Linked DNA regions of Homo sapiens: region 1 is linked to region 2. Evidence: chromatin contacts called from ENCODE Hi-C data. All regions are on one chromosome and are shown on one strand. The core of a region is the stretch at or near the end of the contact, and the rest is flanking DNA. Distances in the headings are between cores, read along the strand shown.

Evidence for each region. A loop is a pair of places that touch in the nucleus more often than their neighbours do. Pooled maps may share reads with other maps.
Region 1: a loop to region 2 is called in a map of CD4-positive, alpha-beta T cell, with 6 times the contacts of the local background. The contact joins the promoter of UVRAG-DT here to the promoter of CLPB in region 2. A Hi-C loop is called at or near these places in 2 of 168 maps with a recorded cell type or tissue (CD4-positive, alpha-beta T cell and naive thymus-derived CD4-positive, alpha-beta T cell) and 8 of 50 pooled maps.

What each region holds. Positions count from the first base shown.
Region 1 is chr11:75,811,090-75,818,472 of GRCh38, forward strand. It overlaps UVRAG-DT (UVRAG divergent transcript), which reads right to left and starts at 3,708. Exons shown (of 2, transcript NR_144531.1): 1 at 3,374-3,708; 2 at 2,425-2,772. UVRAG (UV radiation resistance associated) reads left to right here and starts at 4,121. Exons shown (of 15, transcript NM_003369.4): 1 at 4,121-4,435. The coding sequence starts at 4,319. RefSeq lists enhancers at 2,232-3,431, 3,355-3,784, 3,655-3,949 and a silencer at 4,245-4,444.
Region 2 is chr11:72,432,898-72,439,946 of GRCh38, forward strand. It overlaps CLPB (ClpB family mitochondrial disaggregase), which reads right to left and starts at 1,634. Exons shown (of 16, transcript NM_001258392.3): 1 at 1,175-1,634. The coding sequence starts at 1,577. RefSeq lists enhancers at 1,256-1,715, 1,779-2,585 and a silencer at 3,997-4,046.

The DNA of each region.
Region 1 (7,383 bases), core at 2,458-4,957, 3.4 Mb after region 2:
CTCCCCCAAGGCTGCCTGAGCCATCTTTCTAAGTGCTTTCTGTTGCCCACGATGAAACTCATGTTCTTCGGCCTGGTAGTCAGGTTCTTCTCACCCGGCCCTAGCTTCCTCTTCCAATCTTTTTGCCTGTTGCTCTCCCATGCAGCCTTTGTTTCAGCCATGTTAGACTCTGCTGCTGTCACTTCCTCTACCCCTGTGCCTTTGCTCATGCTGTTCCTCCTGCATAGAATACTCTCCTCTCCTAGGAAGCCTTCCTGGACAACACGTGACAGTTAGCACCTTTCTCTTAGTGCTTCCACTGTACTTTATACATCATCTCGATTATTGTACTTACCACTTTGTACCAAATGAGCTGCGATCTCCTTTCAGTTAGGGATTCTATGTGCATCATTTTCTGAAACGTAGTGCCCAGGCTGGACACCTGGCAAAGGTCTGATGGGTGTTTGACTAGACAGGTAAGTGAATGGAAGAAAGAGGGCTCTGTTGAAAGGAAGGGGATAGATTTAACTCAATACAGTTTGAGACACTGAAAGACCCATCTGCCCTATCTTGCTCTTGTTTACCCAATGCATCAGGCCCATGAGGTGGGAGGAGGAAGTGGAGGCAAATGGATTGGGGTAGGCTTAGCTTTTTGGCCCTGGAAACTGAATGTTTGATTTAAATACCCAACATGGTACTAATTAGCTGTTAAAACACTAGCTATTCCCGAGCCAAACAGATCTAAACACCTATTGTTCATCTACTAAACTCCCAATCATCCTTTATAACTTTGGTGAAGCCTGCTCTGACCTTGCCCACCAGCTCCTGAAGAGTTGGTCACTCTTACCACTTGACCTTGGACCCCTTCTATCATTGCATATACATTGCATTTGGCCACCTTATAATCTATGTTCTCTAAACTTGGATATATGTTTCTCTGGGGGATATATAGCACTATGTAAATATTATAATAATTTAATTCTGTGATTTAAAATATTTTTATGTTGAAACAATCAGCCATATTATGAAATAGGATCCCAATAATAAAAGAGTTTTTAGGGCCGGGCGCGGTGGCTCATGCCTGTAATCCCAGCACTTTGGGAGGCTGAGGTGGGTGGATCATTTGAGGTCAGGAGTTCAAGACCACCCTGACCAACATGGTGAAATCCTGTCTCTACTAAAAATACAAAAAAACTTAGCTGGGTGTGGTGGTGCATGCCTGTAGTCCCAGCTACTTGGGAGGCTGAGGCAGGAGAATCACTTGAACCTGGGAGGCAGAGGTAGCAGTGAGCTGAGATCGCACCACTGCACTCCAGCCTGAGTCACAGAGAGAGACTCTGTCTCAAAAACAAGAAAGAAAAGTTTTTAGAATGAAATAGGACATATGAAAATAATGACAGCTAGTATTTATTAAAAATGTACTATCTCCCAGACAGTGTGTTAAATGCTTTACATCATCTTGAATACTTTGCAAGCAGCAGGCTTTTGAGTTCTTCCCAATGCCCCTAGGGATGAGAGTCCTAGTTCTCCTAATGTTTTCGGCATTTGGGAAAAGTGGGAGAAGGGTTGTTTACTTGAGCTCTGCATTTCCAGAACCCAGTAGCTAGCCTGTGCAAAGGTGAACCTCAGTAAAGGCTTGTGGAAAGAATAGATCCTGCTCTCTGCTGGAATGTCCTTTCCTCCCTCTCTCCTGACTTGGTGAACTCTTATTGGCCCTTCAATACCCTGTTTCAATGTCACCTCCACTGTGAAATCTGACTCTCAACTATTTTCTCTGGCTCCCACTGCCTTTGGGCTTCCCTCAGACCCAGCAGTGAGTAACTGGATGATCACTCTTCGTTTGTTTTTGATATGGGGTCTCAGTCTGTTGCCCAAGCTGGAGTACAGTGGCATGATCTTGACTCACTGCAGCCTCAACCTCCCCAGGCTCAGGTAATCCTCCCACCTCAGCCTCCTCAGTAGCTGGGACTATAGGTGAAAACGACATGCTGGGCTAATTTTTGTATTTTTGTAGAGACAAGGTTTTGCCATGTTGCCCAGGCTGGTCCCAAATTCTTGGGCTCAAGCAAGAATTGTGATAATGTGTTATGGCAGCCTCAGAAAACTAATACAGCTTAGAAACAGAAATGTGTTTTCTGTGAAATTCCCCCAGATCTTGGCACCACATGAGTTCAATCAGATAATATTTGGGATTTCCCAGTGACTCCTTTCTCAACAAACACCTGATCAAGCGACTCCTTTCTCAACAAACACCTGACCACACGCCCCAGGCTCCAGCCATGAGGAACCACTCAGTGTGTCAGAACAGGAGACAGTGTGACATCTTTGTGATCCAGCTCTGAGAAAAGATCCAAGGTGTTTTTCAGGCTTCTGAACACCCTGGAAAGATAGTATGCTTACATTTTGTTTAAAAAATTTAAAATGCAACTACTATATGCCAGGTCCTGTGTGGGCACTTTACATATGTTGATTTACTTTAATCCCTACAGCAATCCTATTACTATTTTAAAGCTGAGAGAGGGGAAGTGACTTGCCTTGGGATACATAGCTCAAAGGTGGTAGAGCCAAGATTCCAAAGTGCCTGATTCCTATTGTGTCTGACTCTAAAACACTATGTTCTTTCTGCTATGTTCATCCAGGTGGTGGAAAAATTCAGTCTAGGAGTAAAAAAAGGAAGATCAACATCCTGCAGAATGACTCATGCTATTCATTATAGAAGCAATTGCTGGAGATGCTATCATTGTGGATCACGGAAGTCTTCATGGAAGAGGTGGCATTTGAGCTGGGCCTTCACTGCAAAAAAAAAAAAAAAAAATTTCCTGATTCTCTGTCAGGCACTGGGGATCCAGAGATGAATCAGACAAAGTCCTTTTGCTTGAAGAATTCACAGTATTTTGTGTGTGTGTGGGAAGGAGGGTGGCTGCTTACATGTGTTAAAAGACAATGTGGCCAGGCCTGGTGGCTCATGCCTGTAATCCCAACACTTTGGGAGCCCGAGACTGGAGGATCGCTTGAGCCTGGGAGTTTGAGACTAGTCTGGGAAATATGGCCAGAACCCCATCTTTACAAAAAAATTTTAAAATTAGCTGGGCCTGGTGGCATGTGCCTGTATTCCCAGCTACTTAGGAGGGTGAGGTGGGAGGATCACTTGAGCCCAGGAGGTCGAGGCTGCAATGAGCCGTGATTTTGCCACTGCACTCCAGCCCGGGCGAAAGAATGAGGCACTGTTAAAAAAAATTAATAGAATAATCCAGACCCACGGTAGGGTCAAAATTCCTAACTCAAGGTCCCAGAGAGGCTCAGAGAAGCCTTTTGGAAGAAGGGACTCCTGCCCCAGCTAAGACTGATGGATAAGTAGCAAAGGCTTTCTGGGGACACAGCACAAACAGCCCACCTGAAGCGGTGAATCGGCGTCCTGGGTGCCTGGCACACCTTGTAGCTCAGCTTACTAGCTAGTGGAGTGCGAAGGGGCGTGTACTTGTCGGTTGGAGCTGGTCATGAAAGAGCTCGTGGGACTGCCCGACGGTTCTCAGGTCCCAGTGCATCCTGCGTGGTGGCTCTCTGCTGAACCATAAAGCATTCCTTTTCAATCCCTGCACGCTCACGCCGGGAAAAGACTGCACAAGGGGCCTGCCAAGGCAGACAAGCGATCGCCACCCAGCTGGCTTCCGAGGGTCCCCGCCCTCCACCGGAGGCCTGTTACCACGGCAACCAGTGAGGGCGGAAGTGGCTCAGAAGACCGGTTCTCCCTAATCAGGTGACTCTCCCGCCTCCTGCACGTGACACCGGAGCCCAGAAGCGCGCTCTACCTAATCAAGACCCCACCCCTCTTTCCCTTTACTGACAATTGACAGCGACCTCTTGCAATGGCCCTTCCGCCTCCACCAGGAGACTCTGCCCGTTGGTAGTAAAAGAACCAATTAGACTGGGAAAAAAAGAAGCAACGCCCCAGGTTTCACCCCGGCTTGACAGACGCAATTGAGGCCATCCTTGAGTCCCTCCGCCCCCAAGTCCAGTAATGCCAGCGATGGACAGACCTTCTACCCAATAGCACGCCCCTTTTCTGCCGTTGGGTCCCGCCCCCTTGAGGGCTAAGCCAATGAGCGCTCCGGGTCTCAGCGGGGTGGAGGGGTTGCACTGCGGTAATATGGCTCTTCCTTAGCCAGCGGCGGCAACGGCGGCAGCGGCGGCAGCGGCGGCGGCTACTGTCTGGGCTGAGCAGTAGTGCCTCTCGGGTGGCGGGTTTCTAGGCTGCAGGGGCTTGGTAGGTGGTGGCAAGGGGGCGGCGGCGGATGCCGGAAGAGTGCCCGCCCCGCCGCTTGGCGGCCCCTGGATCGAGATGAGCGCCTCCGCGTCGGTCGGGGGCCCCGTCCCCCAGCCACCCCCGGGCCCGGCCGCTGCTCTGCCTCCCGGTTCTGCCGCGCGGGCCCTGCATGTGGAGCTGCCGTCTCAGCAGGTAAGCCCGCGCGGCTCGCAGCACTCGGGAGGGACCCGGGCAGGCCCGCGTGGAGAGCTTGCTGGCTCCGGGCTGACCCCGCGAGCCGGGACACCCAGAGCAGGGACCCGGAGGGCTCGCGGGACTGAGGAAGACTGTCAGGAGGTTTGTGCGGGGAGGGGTCCAGTGATGGCCGAACCTCCGGGAGATCCCGGAGTCCTAGGAGAATCCCGTTACAGGAGATGGGCTTGTTAAGGGACAAGCAGCCAGCCAGCTCAAGTCCCTGGGGCCCCGGCCCGAGGCCGCCTCCCCCAACGCAGGGAGCCGGGGATTGCCCCGCGCAGACCCTCTCCCTCGTTCCGCCCAGGAAGGGACCCGGGGAACCCCCTGTGTCCCACGGGCCATAGTGAAAGCACTTTTCCTTTCTTTCCCCACCTGGCCATCCCCGCTTACGGAGAAACCAGTTTGTACTCTTCGTGCAAGAGCCCTGGAGGAGACTTTAGGGTGTCTACCATTTGCTTTAATCTCCCCTGATTATTAAGTATTCGGCCTCTTTAGAGAAATGTATTCAAGACTTGGGGGTTTCCTTCCTAATTCTCCGAGTCCCAAGGAACGCATCTTAATAATTAGGAGGACTTTTTCCTTCTTCATTCCCTTCAGTGAGTCTCTGTGGAAGGAGGATTTGATGTATATATTCATGTGTTCCTCCATCCTTTAGGAAGGGCTTTGAGGACTTCTTGGCTCTGCGTTGTAGGAAGATAAGAAGGGGGAAACACTGACTTTGGAGATGTGACAAAACTCTTTGTTTCACTCACATATCTGTAGAGTACTTCCCTCCTTATATCGGTTGCCTTCCTTCTGTCCCCCAAGGGGAGATTTTGCAGGAATCTTAGCATTAAAGAGACCTAAAGAATACCTTTCACCCTCTCCCTTTATTCCTCCTGCCAAGAAGAGGATCTAGAGAAACTGTCATTTACTGAGAACTTACCGTGTTGGATTTGTGCAAAGGGCTCAGTGGCCATTAGTTCACTGAATTTTCACAACTCTGTGAGATAGCTGTTTTTATTACCCCCATTTGGCAGTTGAGGAAACTGAGGCTTGTCCAGAGCCTTCCAGTTAGTAAGTGGTGGGGCTGGGTTGCAGAATCCAGTGTCTGACTCTGCAGCCATGCACGTGCTTGAGACTTGGGCAGCCTTCCTCCACCACCTTTACACAGGACAGAGTGAGTTCTTTCATACACCCCTCCAACTTTCCATCAGCTACCAGTGGGACTTAGGAAGGATTCAGAAAGAGGAAGGGAGAGGTTGTAGGGGAGAGAGTGGTTGAAAAGTGAAATGGATTTGAGTGCAGTAAAGGAGGCGGGGGCTAAAGGGAAGAGAAGAGTTGGAGATAATAACCACTGTGGTTGCCTTTGAATAGGCAGGCAGAAGAGCTTACAGTAGCAACGGCTTTTTGTGTGACTACTACCGAAGAGGATTGAAAAGATACCATGTGCCCTGGTTTTGTGATGCTGTTGGCAGGGAATTTCTGAATAGTGGGAGTTTGAGGGTAGTGGGGGTTTGGATTGTGTTGTGAGATACAGGGAGAGGGTAGAAGTCTGGCTAGGGAGGGAGACACGTCTCTGGAGTGAGCATTAATGTGAGTTTTTGTATGTGTGGGAGGTAGAGTGTGAGAGTGGTTACTGGGAGAGGGAATAGGGAGCACCGTTAGAAACACCCTGGAGAAGTCCTAAGGAGTTCAGGGGCCAAGAAGGTTTTAGTTTGGGGGAGCTTCGAGAGTGTGTGGGATTAGGAAAGAGAAAGCATCATTTACTTCATGGAGCCTATTCTCTGATAACAGTTCACAGTTTAACACTGGGAAAACTAATGCAAACAAACTGTTGATGGAATAATTTCAGCCTCATTTGTTAGTGTTTGTGAAATTTTTGGATTGGTGCCGAGGGATATATAGTGGCTTAAGTGTACAGCTGAATGCTATATGAGTGCCGAGTATGCTATTTACATCTTTCTGGGGGTGTCAACCTTGAATTCTTGGAAGGCAGCCTATATAACAAAGCACTTTTACTTTTGCAGTTGACATCAATTTATCTTTTGGGGTCAAAATGCTCAGATTTTTAGTGTATAAATAATATCAATAAAATTTTGTTGAAGTTTTATCTGTATATAGTAAAGTACACAGATTATCAGTATTCAGTGGATGAATTGTCACCAAGGGAACAGTTATGTAAGTACTACCCAGATTAAGAGATACAAAATTTTGGCTGGGCGCAGTGGCTCACACCTGTAATCCTAGCACTTTTGGAGGCTGAGGTGGGGGGATCACTTGAGGCCAGAAGTTCAAGACCAGCCTGGCCAACATGCTGAAACCCTGTCTCTACTAAAAGTACAAAAAAAAGAAAAAAAAAAAAAAAGCCAGATGTGGTGGCGCACATTTGTAATCCCAGCTACTTGGGAGGCTGAGGCAAGAGAATTGCTTGAACCTGGGAGGCGCAGGTTGCAGTAAGCCGAGATTGCGCCACTGCACTCCAGCCTGGGTGACAGAGTGAGACTCTATCTAAAAACAAACAAACAAACAAACAAACAAAAAACCCCCCAAAAACCCCAAAATTATTAACATCCTGGAAGTCCTCCTATGTTCTCTTCCATCTCTGTTTTTCCTTTTTCTCTAAAGGAACCACTTTTCTGATTTCTAATGTAAAAGATCAGTTTTTGCCTGTTCTTGAGCTTTATATAAATGGAGTTGTGCAAAATGTATTTTTTTGTGTCTGGTTTCTTTTACTCAGTATTGTTTGTGAGAGTCATGGAGTATCTGTGTATGTCTAATGTTTTTTTTTTAAGTATTACTTTGTTGCCTTTTTTTGCTTTTACAAAATTTCAAATATTTAGATAAATTGGAATGTCAGTTGTTAACTTTCCTTTAAATAATACTTTCAAAACCATACATTTTAATACATCCCGTACTAGTTGGCA
Region 2 (7,049 bases), core at 384-2,883:
TGGGGTGCATGGAATCTATGGACACCATGCCTCAGTCTTTCTTCTTGAGGAACAACTAAGAACCTGAATGGCTGGACTCACATAGGTCATCAGTCTGGCTCTCTGTCCACTCTCTCAGCTGCTGCTTAGCTCCCCGGATCCAAATGAGATGCTAATCGGGATCAGCCAGTCCCCCAGCAGTTGCCCTTGGGCCTCCAGGAATCCACCTTCCTTCTCCTGCCAACTATCCCACATGGCAAGATCACCTCACAGCATGTGAGACCAGACACAGCAAAATCCTGAGACTGACAGACTCAGGCCGCTGAACTCCAAAAAGAGTCAAAATAACAGTACTGTAAAAATGTTGGGAAACTATCCTTCACTATATAAATAAAGAAATTGGTCAGACGCGGTGGCTCACGCCTGTAATCCCAGTACTTTGGGAGGCCAAGGCGGGTGGATCAGGAGGTCAAGAGATCGAGACCATCCTGACCAACAACTAAAAATACAAAAATTAGCTGGGTGTGGTGGCCCGCACCTGTAGTCCCAGCTACTTGGGAGGCTAAGGCAGGAGAATAGCTTGAACCCGGGAGGCGGAGGTTGCAGTGGGCCGAGATTGCGCCACTGCACTCCAGCTTGGCGACAGAGCAAGACTCCATCTCAGAAATAAATAAATAAATAAATAAATAAATAAATAAATAAATAAATAAATAAATTGAGGTCAAGCTGGCATTAGAACCGAGTCAGGTTGTTCCTGACTCTGGCACCTTTGGTGGCGGGGGGTAGGGGGGAGCGGTTTGGCAACTTCTCTAAACCATCTGGCGGTTGCCCTTAAAACACCCCATAATTTCCGTTTCCTGGAGATCTCAGGAAAGAGGAATTGGACCAGGCAGAATATGAGAAACATAAGGGGACCATGCTATAATATTAGATGTTTAGTCCAATATCCCCATTGTACAGATGGATAAAATGATGCCCAGAGAGGGGAAGCGGATCTATGGTACGAGATTATACAACTCCGAGGTGATGAGGTCTCTAGGGCAACACCCTGCCCCTGTAACCAGATGATGTCTGAGTCCCTCCAAGACTTAGGCTCTAAGGATCTAAACCTATAAGTACCTCCCACCCTCCTAAGATACGAAGTTAGGACAATCTTCCCGCCTCTCCCTTCCTCAAACCCAGATCTCATAATCACCCTTGTTGGACGGACTCTTGCTGTAGCAATGAACCACCAGCGCTGCGGCCAGGGCGCACATGCCCAGTCCGGCCCTGCTGGGGACCCCGTTCCAGCTGTCCTGTCCTGGGAGTGTTTCTTCGGGACCAGGAAGGCGTCCCCAAGTGGCAGCCGCGAGGCATTTGGTATCGAAGCGTCCTCCCTGGCGCCCCCCGGTGGCTGCCCCACGTCCGGAGAACAAGGCCGGCGATGTTCCAGGGCGCCCCCCGGTGGCTACCCTCAGCCACTGCGGCTCCCCGAGACTCCCAGTAGTCACATTCCGGCCGGAAGCACCTCCATGGCCCCGGAGCGTTGGGGACCTGAGCAGCCGGAGGAGTAGCCGTGGCGCCAGTGCTTTTCTCCTCAACACCAGGGACCCCAGCATCTTGACAGCTGCTTCGATAACCCCGTGGTGCCGGCCCCTGTGCTGACCACGTCCAACATGGCTGCCGCGGCGCGTTCGAAGACGCCGCGAACAGGGTGGAGTTGCGCACTACCTCACGGGAGAGGTAGTCCACAGCCCTAAGCCTTTCCCCAGCTGGAGAATAAATAAACTACGTTTCCCAGAAGGCTGTGGGATTGCGTCACAATGACTGCGGGATTATAGAAGCCCGGGGCATATTGGGAAATAGAGTTCGGGTGAAGGGGCGTGGCGATTAGAGTTAAAGATTAGAATCCCAAGACTTCTTTCCTAGTTTAGTTGAAGCACACGACACACTTTTTTTTTTTTTTTTTTTTTGAGACGGAGTCTCGCTCTGTCTCACAGGCCGGAGTGCCGTGGCGCGATCTCGGCTCACTGCAACCTTCGTCTCCTGTGTTCAAGCAATTCTCCTACCTCAGTCTCCCGAGTAGCTGGGATTACAGGCGCCCGCCACCATGCCCAGCTAATTTTTGTATTTTTAGTGGAAACGGGGTTTCACCACGTTGGCCAGGCTGGTCTCTAACTCCTGACCTCAGGCGATCCGCCCGCCTCGGCCTCCCAAAATGCTGGGGTTACAAGCGTGAGCCACCGCGCCCGGCCCACAATTTTTGACTGGTGTAAATTACCCAAGAATCTTCAGCAGAGGCATATTATGAAACTTATGCTTATTTAGTTTAGCCTATCTCTTTTTTCAGCCTGGGCGGCCTTTCAAAAAGATGTTTAGGGTAACTACTGCACCTGAGATAGGAATACATTTTATTTGAAGAGTTGACTTCCGGTCTTTTTTTTTTTTTTTTTTTTGAGACAGAATCTCACTCTGCCGCCCAAACTGGAGTGCAGTGGCGCCATCTCGGCTCACTGCAACCTCCGTCTCCCTGGTCCAAGCGATTCTCCCACCTCAGCCTACCGAGTAGCTGGGATTACAGGCACGCACCACCACGCTTGGCTAATTTTTGTATTTTTAGTAGTAGAGACGGGGTTTCACCATGTTGGCCAGGCTGGTCTCCAACTCCTGACCTCAAGCGACCCACCTGCCTCAGCCTCCCTAAGTACTGGGATTACTGGCGTGAGCCACTGCGCCTGGCCCTGATTGTGTTATTTTTAAAGGGCTTTCAAGTGGGTCATCTCATCTGATCCTCATGGCAGCTGTGTGTGAGAAGCTGGGCAAGAACTGTTATTCCCGTCTACAGTGAAGGGAATTGAGGCTCAAAGGTGAAAAGATTTGCCAGTAAATCACCTGGAGTAAAGTAATGCTCAGGTCTTCTGATTTTGAGCATATAGTTTCCATTAACACCTGCACTCCCATCCCGCCCCCTCTTTTCCAAACTGAACCCATAGGTAGGCAAAGGAGGAAGTTCTTCTTTGTGCCAGTTCTGTTTCTTCCAAGTCTTGTACGTCTGCTCAGACTTCACATGATCAGAGTCTTCCCTGACCATTCTGGTTAAAATAGTAATCCTACGCACCCCATCCTAATTTTCCTTCACAGCATTTATCACCATCTGACATACTACATTTTTATTGTCTTTCTCCACTACAGCATGAGCCCCATGAGACAAGGACTTTGTTTTTTCACTTTTATATCACTAGCACTCAGAACAATGTCTGGAACAAAAGAGGCACTCAGTTTTTTTATTTTTATGTATTTATTTATTTATTGAAGCAGAGTCTTGCTCTGTCGCCCAGGCTGCAGTGCAGTGGCACGATCTCAGCTCACTGCAAGCTCAGCCTCCTGTGTTCACGCCATTCTTCTGCCTCAGCCTCCCGAGTAGCTGGGACTACAGGCTCCCGCCACCATGCTCGGCTAATTTTTTTGTATTTTTAGTAGAGACGGGGTTTCACTGTATTAGTCAGGATGGTCTCGATCTCCTGACCTCGTGATCCACCTGCCTCGGCCTCCTAAAGTGCTGGGATTACAGGTGTGAGCCACCGCGCCCGGCCTGAGGCACTCAAATATTTTTTTCAGTGAATGGATTACTCTCACCTTATTAGTGTTGGAGAGTACTTGAGCTTTGGCATTCAGGCAGACGTGGATTTTAATTTTGACTCTTGCATTTATATGGGTGACCTTGGACAAACTCCCTTTACCTCTCTGGTAGTTAATTACTCATTGTTGAAGATATCAATTCCTGCCTTCAAGATGATTGCTTGTATTAAATAAGATAATATGTAGAAAGCCCCTAACACTGTCCCTGGCTCACAGTAGGTCTTCAAGAAATGGTAGCTATCATTGTATATTCTCTGCTCTGTGTATTCTACACTTCCTCCAGGCAAAGATGGAACTTCTCATTTCCACATCCGTTAGTAAGACAGGAATGAATGAGCGACTTTTTTGGTTTTTTTTGAGACAGGGTCACGCTCTGTTACACAGGCTGGAGTACAGTTGTTACTGCAACCTGAAACCTCCTGGGCTCAAGGGATCATCCCACCACCTCAGCCTCCTGAGTAGCTGGGACCACAGCTGGCACCACTACACCTAGCTAATTTTTTGTTATTATTATTATTATTATTATTTGGGTAGAGACTAGGTCTCGCTATGATGCCCAAGCTGGTCTGAACTCCTGGGCTCAAGCAGTCCTCCTGCCTCAGCCTCCTAAAGTGCTGGGATTACAGGCGTGAGCCACTGCGCCTGGCTTTAATAACTTTTTTTTTTTTTTGAGATGGAGTTTTGCTCTTGTTGCCCAGGCTGGAGTGCAATGGCGCGATCTTGACTCACCGCAACCTCCGCCTCCCAGGTTCAAGCGCTTTTCTTGCCTCAGCCTCCCGAGTAGCTAGGATTACAGGCATGTGTCACCACACCTGGCTAATTTTTTTTGTATTTTTAGTAGAGACGGGGTTTTACATGTTGGTCAGGCTGGTCTCAAACTCCCAACCTCAGATGATCCACCTGCCTTGGCCTCCCAGAGTGCTGGGATTACAGGCGTGAGCCACCGTGCCCAGCCTTGAATAACTATTTTTAAATCATTTTTAAAGCACTCAATAATGAAAGCATTTTGACCTTTCTGTTTTGAGAGATTTTCAGCACATATTATTTTGTTAACCACCCCATTCACTATAGCAACTTCACCTTCCCTGTATTCTTGAAACATTTCTGTCTCCCAACTTAGGGTGGTCACAGCAGGAAGAGCAGTCTCCGAAAGCTCCCATTACCAGATGCAGAGTTCAAACCCTCTCACTGCAGACACATCCCAGGGCCCTTCAGTTTACTTAGCAATGCATAATTTTCAAAGCACTTCCCCATTGATTTTCTTATTTTATTTTCACAGATACCATCTGCGAGGGGTTCAAGGAAGGGTTTAATTACTATCAGTATTTGGTAGGGATACTGAAAAGCTTAAATTATCAATCTCTGAGTGGGGGATGTAGTGAGGAAGTATGGAAACACCCATTAGGGTCGTGTGTGCTTGCTCACGTGCCTGTAATCCCAACACTTGGGGCAGGAGTTTGAGACCAGCCTGGGCAACATGGTGAGATCACAGTCTCTGCAAAAAATAAAAAATTAGCCAGGCATGGGGGTGTACACCTGTAGTTCTAGCTACTCAGGAGGCTGTGGCAGGAGGATCCCCACACTACTGCACTTCAGTCTAGGCAACAGAGTGAGACCCTGTCTCCAAAAAAAAGAAAAATAAACTAAAATTAAAACAAACAAAAAAACCCCACCCATTAGAATCAGCTGGGACTCAGAGTGAATTCTGTATGGTCAATAACCAATCCAGGGCCAGGCACAGTGGCTAATGCCTATAATCCCAGCACTTTGGGAGGCCGAGTTGGAAGGATCATTTGAGGTCAGGAGTTCGAGACCAGCCTGGCTAACATGGTGAAACCCCGTCTCTACTAAAGATCCAAAAAATTAGCTGGGCGTGGTGGCACACGCCTGTAATCCCAGCTACTCAGGAGGCTGAGGCAGGAGAATTACTTGAACCCAGGAGGCGGAGGTTGCAGTGAGCCAAGATCGCGCCATTGCACTCCAGCCTGGGCGACGGGGCGACTCCGTCTCAAAAAACAAACAAACACACAAAAAACTCTTAGGTCACATTTTAACAGATTTTCAACGCAGGATGGCTTCCTTTTGGTCTGCTCAGAAAGCAAAAATTTATATCAGGTTCCAATGACCCCACCTTGGCCCTAAGCTTCTAACTGTTGGGTTGGGAGAGAGAGAACTCCAGTTTTAGTTTGTAGGAAGGTGACTGGGGGATATCTGAATGGGGTTTAGGAGGAGACAGAAAGTGAAGAATCAATGCAGTTGCTGTGGTCAGCTGCCTCTGGCATGGAGTTGGAGGCCATTTGGTGCTACACATTCTATAGGTTTCTGAGAAAAACTTTTCCAGAAAAAGAAAACAAAACAACAACACACACACACATTTTTAAACAAATAAGTAAATAGATAGTAGCTGGGCTTTTCACTGTTGGAGAAAGAAGTTATAAATAGGGAAAAAAAGAAAGCTAAAATGAACCTTGTGGTATTGAATTGGAATCAGATGTATCAGCATAAACTCATGGCTTTAATTTTATTTTTACTTTATTTATTTTTGAGACGGAGTCTTGCTCTGTCATCCAGGCTGGAATGCAGTGGCGCGATCTTGGTCACTGCAGCCTCCGTCTCCCAGGTTCAAGTGATTCTCCTGCCTCAGCCTCCTGAGTAGCTGGGATTACAGCAATGTACCACCGCCCAGCTAACTTTTGTATTTTTAGTAGAGACAGGGTTTCGCCATGTTGGCCAGACTGGTCTCGAACCAGCCTGATTGGTCTCAATTGGTTATTGACCATATGGTTTTGCCACGTTGGCCAGGCTGGTCACAAACTCCTGACCTCAAATGATCTGCCTGTCTCAGCCTCCCAAAGTGCTAGGATTACAGGTTAGAGCCACCATGCCCAGCTGTAAAACTCATGGTTTTTAAAAATAGATACAGACAGATCAATACAGAAATATAAATATGTAAGTATGTATGGGTTCGTGTATTACATATATTACCTAGCCTCTGGGAGGGTCTAGAAGCAATTACACCCTAAAAATTGAACACACCTAACACCCAGACATAAACAGCATTCTCCAATAACCCAGAAACCAGTTACCCTTGGAGAATGGTTGTTTTCAGGACTGGGCAGAGAAAATCCAAAATGAGTCAACAACATCGTATGTGCCAGGAAGTTAGGAAAGGCTCAAAACCAGATGCAGGCTTGTGAAAAGAACACAGGAGCCAGTGTGAAGGAGTTCATAATGACCTAAGTAGGAACAATTTAACTGAAAAGTAATGACCATATGGGGTTTTGATCCACAGAGTAAAACAAATATGATATAAATAATCAAATAAATAAATAGATAAATAGGGGAGGAATGAGGGAAGAGGCAGCTTTCTTTCTTTCTTTTTTTTTGAGACGGAGTCTCGCTCTGTTGCCCAGGCTGGAGTGCAGTGGCGCGATCTCGGCTCACTGAAAGCT